2 separate regions of the Homo sapiens genome follow, and region 1 is linked to region 2. The links are chromatin loops, found by intact Hi-C in ENCODE. Cell type or tissue: dorsolateral prefrontal cortex. All regions are shown on one strand. Each heading gives the region's core, and the rest is flanking DNA. Links, peaks and the distances in the headings are about the cores only. Region 1 overlaps LINC00630 (long intergenic non-protein coding RNA 630). Region 2 holds the start of BEX1 (brain expressed X-linked 1).

The links. A loop is a pair of places that touch in the nucleus more often than their neighbours do. Peaks named below come from ENCODE experiments on the same cell type or tissue, not always from the same donor. Only the 100,000 strongest peaks of a DNase experiment are listed, where the experiment ranks them.
Region 1: a loop joins it to region 2, with 2.4 times the contacts of the local background. A loop is called at or near these places in 2 of 110 quality-filtered maps.

Annotation. Positions count from the first base shown.
Region 1 is chrX:102,948,507-102,953,889 of GRCh38, forward strand. The region is part of intron 10 of LINC00630 (long intergenic non-protein coding RNA 630); the gene reads left to right. Among named protein-coding and RNA genes, the nearest start is that of RAB40AL, 14 kb to the left of the region's middle. In dorsolateral prefrontal cortex, for the core only: CTCF peaks have their summits at 2,618 (motif pointing right) and 3,292 (motif pointing left); DNase peaks (open chromatin) are centred at 2,595 and 3,275; H3K4me3 peaks cover 724 bases; H3K27me3 peaks cover 3,899 bases.
Region 2 is chrX:103,060,377-103,065,759 of GRCh38, forward strand. BEX1 (brain expressed X-linked 1) reads right to left here and starts at 3,795. Exons shown (of 3, transcript NM_018476.4): 1 at 3,720-3,795; 2 at 3,266-3,355; 3 at 2,275-2,903. The coding sequence starts at 2,898. The coding sequence ends at 2,521. RefSeq lists an enhancer at 3,685-3,979. In dorsolateral prefrontal cortex, for the core only: a CTCF peak has its summit at 3,018; DNase peaks (open chromatin) are centred at 3,285 and 3,855; H3K4me3 peaks cover 2,267 bases; H3K27ac peaks cover 2,382 bases; H3K27me3 peaks cover 4,301 bases.

The DNA of each region.
Region 1 (5,383 bases), core at 318-5,317, 110 kb before region 2:
GGTTTAAGGATGCATCTCATTTAGAACCTGATCTAATTTTGTTTGACGGTTGTTATGACATGAGTACACTTTTCCATTTCATTTATTATTTTTTAATTGCACAAGAAACACACTTCAGAGGTGTTTGAGTTCACATGTGTTACTTGATGTTGTGGACAGAGGCCATAGTGCAGTGGGATAGTCAGTGGAAAGTGGAGAATATTAACAGGGAATGTAGAAAACTCTTTATGGAACTTTGAATGTAAAGAAAAAGAAACCAAGAAAGAGGAGGAGACAAAGAGAGAAAGAAAGAGAGCAATAAAGAGAGACAGAAGAGATATCTCCATCATGTGGCTGCAATGGATGCTGGTAAGTCCAACGAATGACATTTGAAAATCTTAAATTACTTGAAACTTGATCAAGTTTAAAATTATTGGGCAGTAGAAAAATTCAAAAGAAAAAATAATGGGAAGGAGCCATCTCATCTCAATTTAACATTTGAAGTTGCCCATATATTCATATCTTTTCTTACCCTCTCATTTCCACTTTAGAGCTAATGAGATGCCTCCACCGGGACAGCATGAAATCTGAGCTCAATAAACATTTAGTTATTACCTAACAAAAGAATAGACAATTATGTGTAAAAAATTCTGCTAACTATTGGATTTGTGCCTCTCCAGAAGGCAGCAGGTGGCTGAAATCCTGGTGTGATGTGGCTGGATAATACATGGCCTGAGGACTCCTGCATTGATGACTGCAGGATGGGTCCAGAATTTTCCTATACATAAATTAAAATACTAAGCAGTCCAGAAGGAGCCATTAGCAGACATCACACTTTGCTTACTTTGCTATCTATCACTGAGATCACCAGGTGAGTTCAAAGACATGCCTGTATTCCAGGCAAGGGAAACTGGATTTGGGTCAGCTCAGGGGAATGATGTTGAACAGCTCTTATAAGCTTCTGATAACACCCAAGAAGTAGAGAAACTACTGTCTACAAAACTTTGAACTCAAGGCATATCAAAGGAACATTTGCTTTCTTCAACTGTTTTCTTATAAAGGGAAATAATGAGAAATGATTTTTCACAATGCCTGCCTTAACCCTGAGGCCCAGCCAGTCCCTACTGCTGTGTCCCAACATTTAAAGATAATTGAAGTCCAACTCCATGCCGTATATTCTCAAGAGGTTTTCTCATTTACCCCCCAGGACAGCTCTGTAGAGATGGTATGGTCAATCCCATTTCACAGATGACCAAGCTCAGCCTCACAGAACCTAAGTCACCTCCCCAGGAAAGTGGCAGGATTGGAATGAGGTTCCATCCCTCACCCTCCCTAGATGGCTCTGGGCAGCCTCCCTTTTAGAAGATGGGCTTCCAGGCCTTGATAAATGGTCAGATTCCACTCCCTGGCTGTTGTTCCCCACAGGTCCCCACTCCACAACCCCTCTGGGTAATGATGAAGGCAGAGGAGGTGAAATCTCATGCTTTGTACCAAGAGACATGGGTGTAGGGCCACACGAGTTGGCTGATCCTTGAAGTGGTGAATGGGCTCAGGCAGAAGCTCAGGTGTTGGCCTTGAGACAAGTGAGCTGGAGAGAGGGAAAGTAACATGCACTGAACTACTGTAAGCAAATGCCCTTTACATCTCATCTCCTTTAATCTTAACTGCCGTCCAAGGTACCCATGACTATGACCATTATTCACATCAGGGTGCTGCCTTTAGGAAATTTTATGCAAATAAGAGAGACAACTTGTTCTTTCCAGATCAGCAGCTAACTTTGGAATACTTAAGGTATTTTTCTATTTTGACTTGATGGCTCCAGGCCTGTTAATGCTTTAATCTTCCTCAAGGGATAGTACACACGCCTCAAGACGTTTTTAAATATATTTAATCTTCTATAATCCTAAGTATCAGTCAAATTACCCAATATCACCACCATTATTCATATAAGGTTACTGATTTTAGGTGTGACTAAGTAAACCAGTAAAATACCCTTGTTATCTCCCTATCAACAGTTAATTTTGATTATTTTAAAGTTTTTCTCATTTTGTCTTCATGCTTTTGGGGCTGTGAATGATCTCATCTCCTTGGGGTCTGCCATTACATGATCCCAGAGTATTAAACTTTTTTTTTTTGAGATAGAGTTTCACTCTTGTTGCCCAGGCTGGAGTACAGTGGTGCAATCTTGGCTCACTGCAACCTCTGTCTTCTGGTTTCAAGCGATTCTCCTGCCTCAGCCTCCCAACTAGCTTGGATTACGGGCGCCCTCCACCACGCCTGGCTAATTTTTGTATTTTTTAGTAAAGATGGGGTTTCACCATGTTGGCCAGGTTGGTCTTGAACTCCTGACCTCGTGATCCGCTAAACTTTTTTTTTAAATTATGACCCATATAGTTTTTAAGTAACAATATTACTGATGTTGAAAAATTCTAAATGAAAGAAAAAGGTTTATATATCCCAGAAAATATACTTTTAAAAAATAACCTAGATAAATGGATGCACACAAATTGTGACAAGTATGTGAAAAATTCCAGAATACTGTGCCCGATGCCATTAATTAGATCCCACCCTCCCTTCCTCCCTCCCCTCTCCTGCCCCAACTCTACTCCCAGATGTGCAATAATTTCTCTGGCCACCAGGAGGCATCACAGCTATCTTCATCTTTGTCGTTCTTTTTTAATGAACAGAAGTGTATTCTACAGAGTAATGAATGTTATGAAAATATTTATTATAATAACAATTCTGTTTGGAAAATTCACATGCATATTAAAAACAGTCCTATTTGCTGTTCACCCCAAATCTACATCGAATTCATTGATTTATCTCTTCCCTCCTCGGTGTAGATTGAGGTGTCCACACTGTAGAGGGGTGCCTTCCAGAGAGCTGGGTGTTCACCCTCCGTTACCCTACCGTTGTACAGGCTTCTCAAACCTCTCACTCCCTCTCACTCATCCCCTCTCCAGGACATTATGGACGCAGCTGCCCAGGACCCACTTAGGCACGCCCATACTCTCTCAGTCACCTTCTGCCTGCCTTGCACTATTAATGCTAATGATTGCCAACGTGTGCTAGAGCTGTCTGGTGTTTCATTGTTGATGCCATACATATATACAGACTTATTTTACACCTATCATCAGGTTTTTTTCTGACAGAATTAGAATTACTCTGTAATCTAGATTCATAAGCTAAGTTTTAAGGGAGGTATTTTATTTTTTGCTCCTTGCAGACCCTTCTTGATAGAGTTCGATAATGGTGGTACCGTGGTGCCCTCTCGTGACAGAAGGCTGAACTACAGCTAGAACATCGCGAGCAGGAAGGTGGGAGGGAGAGGCTGTGGCCCAAGCCCACCTTACAGAGCTTTCTGGAACTCTGGGTGGCAAAGCGGACATTCTCAGTATTCCCAGGGACATTGATGGGCTCAAGACAGAAATCGTTATCTCTTACTGTGCTGAAAAGAGAGTTCTATATCAGAAGAAAAAGGTCATTTTAATTTTTATTCTTTGACCACTGGAAAATCAGAGACCTAAATGAGGGAAAAATGGATCCAGACTACTTGTTCAAGTCTTTGTACCCCTCTTTAAATCTTTATTAGCATTTTTTCATGGAAATAAATTTCTATAACATTCGAAATTACGTTACAATATACGTTCAATATTTTTATATTAACTGGTGTTTCATCGTAGGATGCTGTAAACTTTATTTCCCCAGTATCCTAGTGGTAAAAAGTAAGCTCCCTTACCATAGTTTCTATAACAGATGATATTTGTAACACTTGCTCATATACACAAATGTCTTGGCAAGAATTTCTTAATAAGATTTTGAAAGCATCCTTTTAAAATCTCAGATACTCTAAAATTTTATATTAATATAATGAAATCAGAATAATATTTATCAGATATACTCCTAATATCCCAGTATGAGAGTTGCTATTTCTTTTATTTTTATATTCAAGTATAATTCATTTCTTTATTCACTTAATACTTTTTAAACTTTTACTTTAGGCTAGGGGCTCAGGGGTATATTTGCTGGTTTGTTATATAGGTAAATTGCTTGTCACAGGGGTTGGGTGTACAGATTATCTCATCATCCAGGTAACAAGCATAGTACATGATAGGTAGTTTTTCAGTCCTCTCCCACCCTCTATTCTCAAGTACACGTGTCCACGTGTACTCATGTTTATCTCCCACTTACAGGTGAGAACATGTTGTATTTGGTTTTCTGTTCCTGTATTAGTTCACTTAAGATAGTGGCCTCCAGCTCCATCTATGCTGCTGCAAAGAACATGCTCTCATTCTTTTTATGGTTGTGTAGTATTCCGTGGTGTGTATGTACTACGTTTTGTTTATCCAGTCTACCATTGATGAGCATTTAGGATGATTCCATGCGTTTGCTATTGTGAATAGTGCTGTGGAATGTGTGCATGTCACTTTATAGTAGAATAATTTATATTCCTTTGAGTATATACCCAATAATGGGATGGCTGGGTTGAATGGAAATTCCATTTTAAGTCCTTTGAGAAATCACCACACTGCTTTCCACGATGTCTGAAGTAATTTACATTCCCACCAGAAGTGTATAAGCATTTCCTTTCCTCCACAACCTCGCTAGCATCTGTAATTTTTGACTTTTTAATATTAGCCCTTCTGACTGGTGTGACATGGTATCTCATTGTAGTTTTGCATTTATCTAATGATTAGTGATGTTGAGCACTTTTTCATATGCTTGTTGGCCACGCATATGTTTTCTTTTGAAAAGTATCTGTTCATGTTCTTTGCCCACTTTTTAATAGGGCTGTTTTTTGCTTATACGTTTGTTGAAGTTCCTTATAGATTCTGGATATTAGATCATTGTTGGATGCATAGTTTGCAAGTATTTTCTCCCATTCTGTAGGCTGTATGTTTACTCTGTTGATAGTTTCTTTTGCTGTGCAGAAGCTATTAATTTAGTTAGGTTCCATTAGTTAATTTTTGGTATTGTTGCAATTGCTTTTGGTTTCTTCATCATAAAATATTTGCCAGGGCCAATGTCTAGCATACTATTTCCCAGGCTTTTTTCAAGACTTTTTTTTTCCTTTTTTTTTTTTTTTTTTTTTTTGAGACGGAGTCACGCTCTGTCGCCCAGGCTGGAGTACAGTGGCATGATCTCGGCTCATTGCAACCTCCGCCTCCCGGGTTCACGCCATTCTCCTGCCTCAGCCTCCTGAGTAGCTAGGACTACAGGCGCCCGCCACCACAGCCGGCTAATTTTTTATATTTTTAGTAGAGATGGGGTTTCACCATGTTAGCCAAGATGGTCTCGATCTCCTGACCTCTTGATCCGCCCGCCTCGGCCTCCCAAAGTGTTGGGATTACAAGCGTGAGCCACCGCACCTGGCTTTCAAGACTTTTTATAGTTTTAGGTTTTA
Region 2 (5,383 bases), core at 256-5,255:
AACTCACCTTTGTTGTTTTGGCAGGATTCAATTCCTCGAGGGCTATTAGACTGAGGGCCTGAGTTCCTCACTGGCTGTTGGCTGGCGAACACTCTCAATTCCTTGCTATATGTGCCTCTCCAACATGGCAGCTTGTTTCATCAAAGCCAGCAAAAGTGGGAGGAAGGAGGAAGGAAGAGACAGAATGAATCTGCTAGCAAGATGACAATCACAATCTTCTGTAACATAATCACAGAAGTGACATCCCGTCACTTTTGCTGTATTCTATTGATTAAGACAGTTATTTTACCTGCACTCCATAGGAGGGATAATTACACCAAGGCATGAATACTCTATCCAAGGCTAACATGAAATTTACATATCTCAGTTCTGTCAATGGGAATTTTTATGTGTTTCAATTGCATTTGTAAGCTAACTGAATAGTTCTTTGGATCTGGATCTGTTGTTAGCTTGTATTTCTTCTTAACGTAATCCATGTTAAGAAAAATGCAGTTGAGTACAGAAGAAATCACCTAATATTCCACAAAAGATAATAAAATTCAAATTGTTATGTAATAAATCTAATGCTTTTTTCATGATCTCATCCTTTACATTTTAATGGTTCCCTGAACTGAATTCAGATATTCACCTTTATATTCTGCAAGTTATTATGGCTTTTAAGAACTGATATCAGCTGGGCACGGTGGCTCACGCCTGTAATCCCAGCACTTTGGGAGGCCGAGGTGGGCAGATCACAAGGTCAGGAGATCCAGACCATCCTGGCTAACACGGTGAAACACCATCTCTACTAAAAAATACAAAAAATTAGCCGGGCGTGGTGGCGGGTGCCTGTAGTCCCAGCTACTCAGGAGGCTGAGGCAGGAGAATGGCGTGAACCCGGAAGGCAGAGGTGCAACAGAGCGAGACTCCGTCTCAGAAAAAAAAAAAAAATTGACATCATAGTAAATATTTACATACCAGTAGCCATTTAGACATTAATGTGCATCAGAATCACCAGGAAAGCTTGCTAAAAACAAAAGTTCTGAAGCCCCATTCAGGGGATCTATGTTGGGACCCAAGAACTTTGTATGAATCCACATTTTCAAGAAATCCCCTGGTGATTCTCACACAGGTGGCAGATTAGCATAGTTTTAGAAACACTGTGACATTACTAAATGAACCCAGTGTTCCTTTAGGAATGGCAAGTAATCTAAGTTACACATCCAAAGTTATTTACTTGTTTAGAAACTGAACCGAGACAAAAACTCAGAGCTCCTGACTCAGTCATTATTAATTTTACTTCGGTTAAGTGCCTGCCTCGTCATGAAGAAACCACAGCATGACCAACAGACATTTTATTCCTGAGAATAGGAACTATGCTGGACTAGTGAGACCTACCTTTGAGCACTCTGCTAAACATCTGAAGGGAAAATCTGAGGATGAGAGTCTTGCATAATAGGTGTGGATGGGAGAAAAAACAGGTAAACACAGGTCTCACACAAATGACCTCATTCCAGTCATGTGAAGGAAATGCCACCCCCAACTTATACAAATTCCTGAGTTTATTTACCTGGCTAAGAGATCCAAATTTGATTAGCAAGTATTTTTTTTTTCTTTTTTTAAGAAAACTTTTAGGTTCCAGGGTACATGTGAAGGTTTGTTACATAGGTGAACTTGTGTCATGGGCTGGGGGCAGGTGGGGGGGTGGTTGTTGCACAGATTATTTCATTACCCAGGTATTAAGCCCAGCACCCAATAGTTATCTTTTAGGTTCCTCTTCCCCCTCCCACTCTCCACCCCTACAGATCCCAGTGTGTGTTGTTCCCTTTTTTGTGTTCATGAGTTTTCATTTAGCTCCCACTTATAAATGAGAATATGCAGTATTTGGTTTTCTGTTCCTGCATTAGTTTGCTAAGGATAATAGCCTCCAGCTCTATCCATATTCCCACAACAGACATGATTTCTTTATTTTTATGGCTGCATAATATTCCATGATGTATATGTATATTTACTTTATCCAGTCTCTCACTGATGGACATTTATGTTGATTCCATGTCTTTGCTTTTGTGAGTAGTGCTGATCAGCAAGTATTTATTAAGTGACTCTACTGCCTTCAAAGGTTATTTAAAAATGTTTCCAATTTTTCTTAAATTACAGAAAATATAAAAAATACATTAACCCATCTCATAGAATGAGTCCCTATATTAATCCTTTGGTATATTTAATTTCAGTACTTTTCTTTTCATGTATTAAGTACAATCAATATAAATTTTTAACAAAAAAAGAATATAGAGATTGCTTTTTAAAGGTGCTTTATTAACTTCACTATAATGAGCATCTTTCCATGCAATAGGTAAAATTCTTCTGCTAACAAAAATCTTACAGACTGGTTCAAAAACACAATATTCAATTAGAAGCTGGTAATAGGAGACCCACGTAAACAAGTGACAGGTAAAGGTTTACAACAAGGGCACATCATGAACATGTAAATTCGAAAGCAGGGGTCTGTTTCCGTAATAACTTTAGGGAAACCATCAGGATTCAGGGCATAAGGCAAAACTCATCATGATGGTCATGGTGAGGGGGGTCAGTGCTGACTGCCCGCAGACTATGACTCAACTGCTTTTCCCTCAGCTTTTCCATCAGCTGTCTCACCTCCTCCCCAATCCTTTCCATATTCTCTTCTCTCATCCTTGCCTGTGGTTCTCCAAGCCTATGCATCATATCCCATCTATACTGCAGGATGGGCTGCCTAACGCGGAACCGCCTACGATTTCCTCTAGGCACACAGTATTCACCAGCATCCAAAGGGAGGGCCAAGGGCTCCCCTTTATTAGCAACTTGCTCCTTTTCTTCATTTTCTTGGTTGGCATTTTCCATGCTGAGACTGTTTACTGCTCGTTTCTCTTTGGACTCCATTACTCCTAGGAGACAAAAGGAGAGAGAAGGGGCTGAACAGCTGGTGAACGCTTCAGTACCGAGGACAGAGGCACGGCTACTCATTTTTCAGGATTCCGCGTCATGGCTATCAACATGTTTTGTTTTGTTTAATTTCACGTTTCCCACCAGAGAGGTTTCGTGCGCCCACTAGGGGGCCCCCATTCGAGCCCGCCCCCCCCCCCACCTCTCGTGTCTTCCCCTACCTGCCCCCAAACCCACCATTTTCCCTACAGATCCATCCCTAGATCTCGGCAGGCACCAAAATGGAGGACGGGAGATGGGGGAGTTGGGAGGGGACCTCAGACTGGACTCTGCACCCGCCCCCACCACCGTCCCTCGCACTGACCTGGGCCTATCCTTGTAGTCTCCTCCTTCTCCCGATTCTCGCCACGAGGTGCGCCGCCGGGACACTTGGCCCCGCAGACCTGCAGAAGGGCTGGGGTGTGGGGAGGGGGGGCTGCTGCAGCGGAACGCTAGCTCCTTCTCCGCCTAGGGCCCTCCTCACTGCCAGCGCCCCGCGTCTCCCGCCCCCCGCTCCCACCCTCGGCCGCCTCGCCCCCCGTGGTGTTCACCGTTTTCCTGCAAGGACTCGGGAATGGTTTTCCATCGCTCTTGGTTGCTCTGCTGCCCCTGGAGCCCCAGCCGCCACTGCTTCCCCACCCCAGGGGACCACTATGTTCCCAAGAATGTTGGGGTGTGGAGAAAGCTGGCGGGGATCCCCTGCGCTGTTCTGCGCTCGTCGGGGGGGTCGGTGAGCCTCTGCTGGCCTAGCCAGGGCGCGCGGGCCCCGGGGCCCTTACCTGGTCCGCTTTCCCCCGGGCCGGATGCCAGCCCGCCGAGCGCAGGGCAGCGGGGAGCTGGTAGCGAGACACGAGTGACGACTGCACCGAAGGCTGCGTAGCTCTGCAGCTCCCGGTCACGTGAGGGCCGTGCGTCACCGCCAAGCTCACCCTCCTTCTCACCAACCCCCACGGGCCGGCGGCCAGTTAACTGGTACTCCCCCCTTTGGAACACACAGACACCCCCCTCCTCCCGTCTGTGCGCGGTGCCCCAGTGCGCACAGCCCCGTCACTCATCTCCGTCCTCTCCAATCTGAGGGCCCACAAGTGGCATCATCGCTTTGCGGTTGGAGTTTACCCATCTTCGGTTATTTGGGAGGGTCTGTACCCTTCCTTTCCCCCACCCCAAACCCCCTTCCTCTGGCCTTGGCCTTTTCTTCTTTCCTCTTCTCACTGGCTGTGTATATGCTTCCTAATAATTTCTCTTTATTTCCTTTTTAAAAATCAGCATCCCTCAAAAAATTGAAAATAATCAAATTTTATTTTTGAAAGAAACACTTCAACCTGGGAAAGTAATATATATATATAGTTTATGTTCATCTATAGCACACAGAAAACATTTTCTCTAGGCTCCACACCATCATTTTTAGAGCATTCTCACTTGTTTGAAAATTTTATGAAAAAAAGGAGAGAAAATTTTCCTGAACACAGTTGGTGTTTTCAAAATAATCTGTGAAGTAAATCTTCAGGAAACAGTTCTGTTGTCAGATCTTGGCCATTTTATGTAAATAATCTACGTTTTTATCCTTCTGGGACAAATTTCAAGTTTTATTAATAAACATTTCTATTTTATTCTATTATAATAAACATTCATTAAATATGAAAAAACATTTGCTGACAACTAATGCCACCTGCTAAAATTAGTGGCTATCACTGTTGATGGTTTGAAGACTTAAGCAAAAGGAAGAGCTGTGAGGCCAAGGCAGGTTGAGTGACGCAGAGATAGAGTATCCCTGCCCTGACAAGAGGTTGGGAAGGTGCTGGTCTTCCACTGTTATATTCGAGAGCTTCTTAATTCCTATGTTCAGACTCCTAATTCTGTTGCTTACTCCAAAAATATAGATGGACAGGTGACCAAGGTGGTGACCTTAATATATCACTTTGGCTCCTTCCTTCTATTTCTTCCCCAAATTCCCACCTAATGACTCACTTCTCAGCATAGTTGGGAGGTCTCTTCCCATTCTGGAAACCAGAATAGGGCTTTTCTACAGCTCTGTGGTGAGAGATTCCAAGAAAAGCCTAGAAGTAATTGAGGAGGTGGGAGGAGTGGGGAGCAGTTCTCAAACCTGCCTGCTCTCTTCTCTTTTTCACCCACCCCGGGGAAAAGTCTCTTTGGGACATTTTTGCTATCTCTCACCTGGCTTTTGTAGTGCAGCATACCGAGACCCTCACCCTGACTGTCTCACCTCCAGGTCACCCAGAAGAGCTTAGTCTTGCTGCAGGGTCACTATCTGCCAGTCCATACCCACTCTGATACCTCTTCATTTATGCTAGGGCCTGGGGAACACTCTCCACTGACCATTCTTACTACACTTGGCTTTCTCAACTCAGAAGCCTGTGGAAGCCCTTAATACTACTATTTCTTCTTTTTCTTCTTCTTCTTTCTTCCTTCTTCCTTCTTCTCT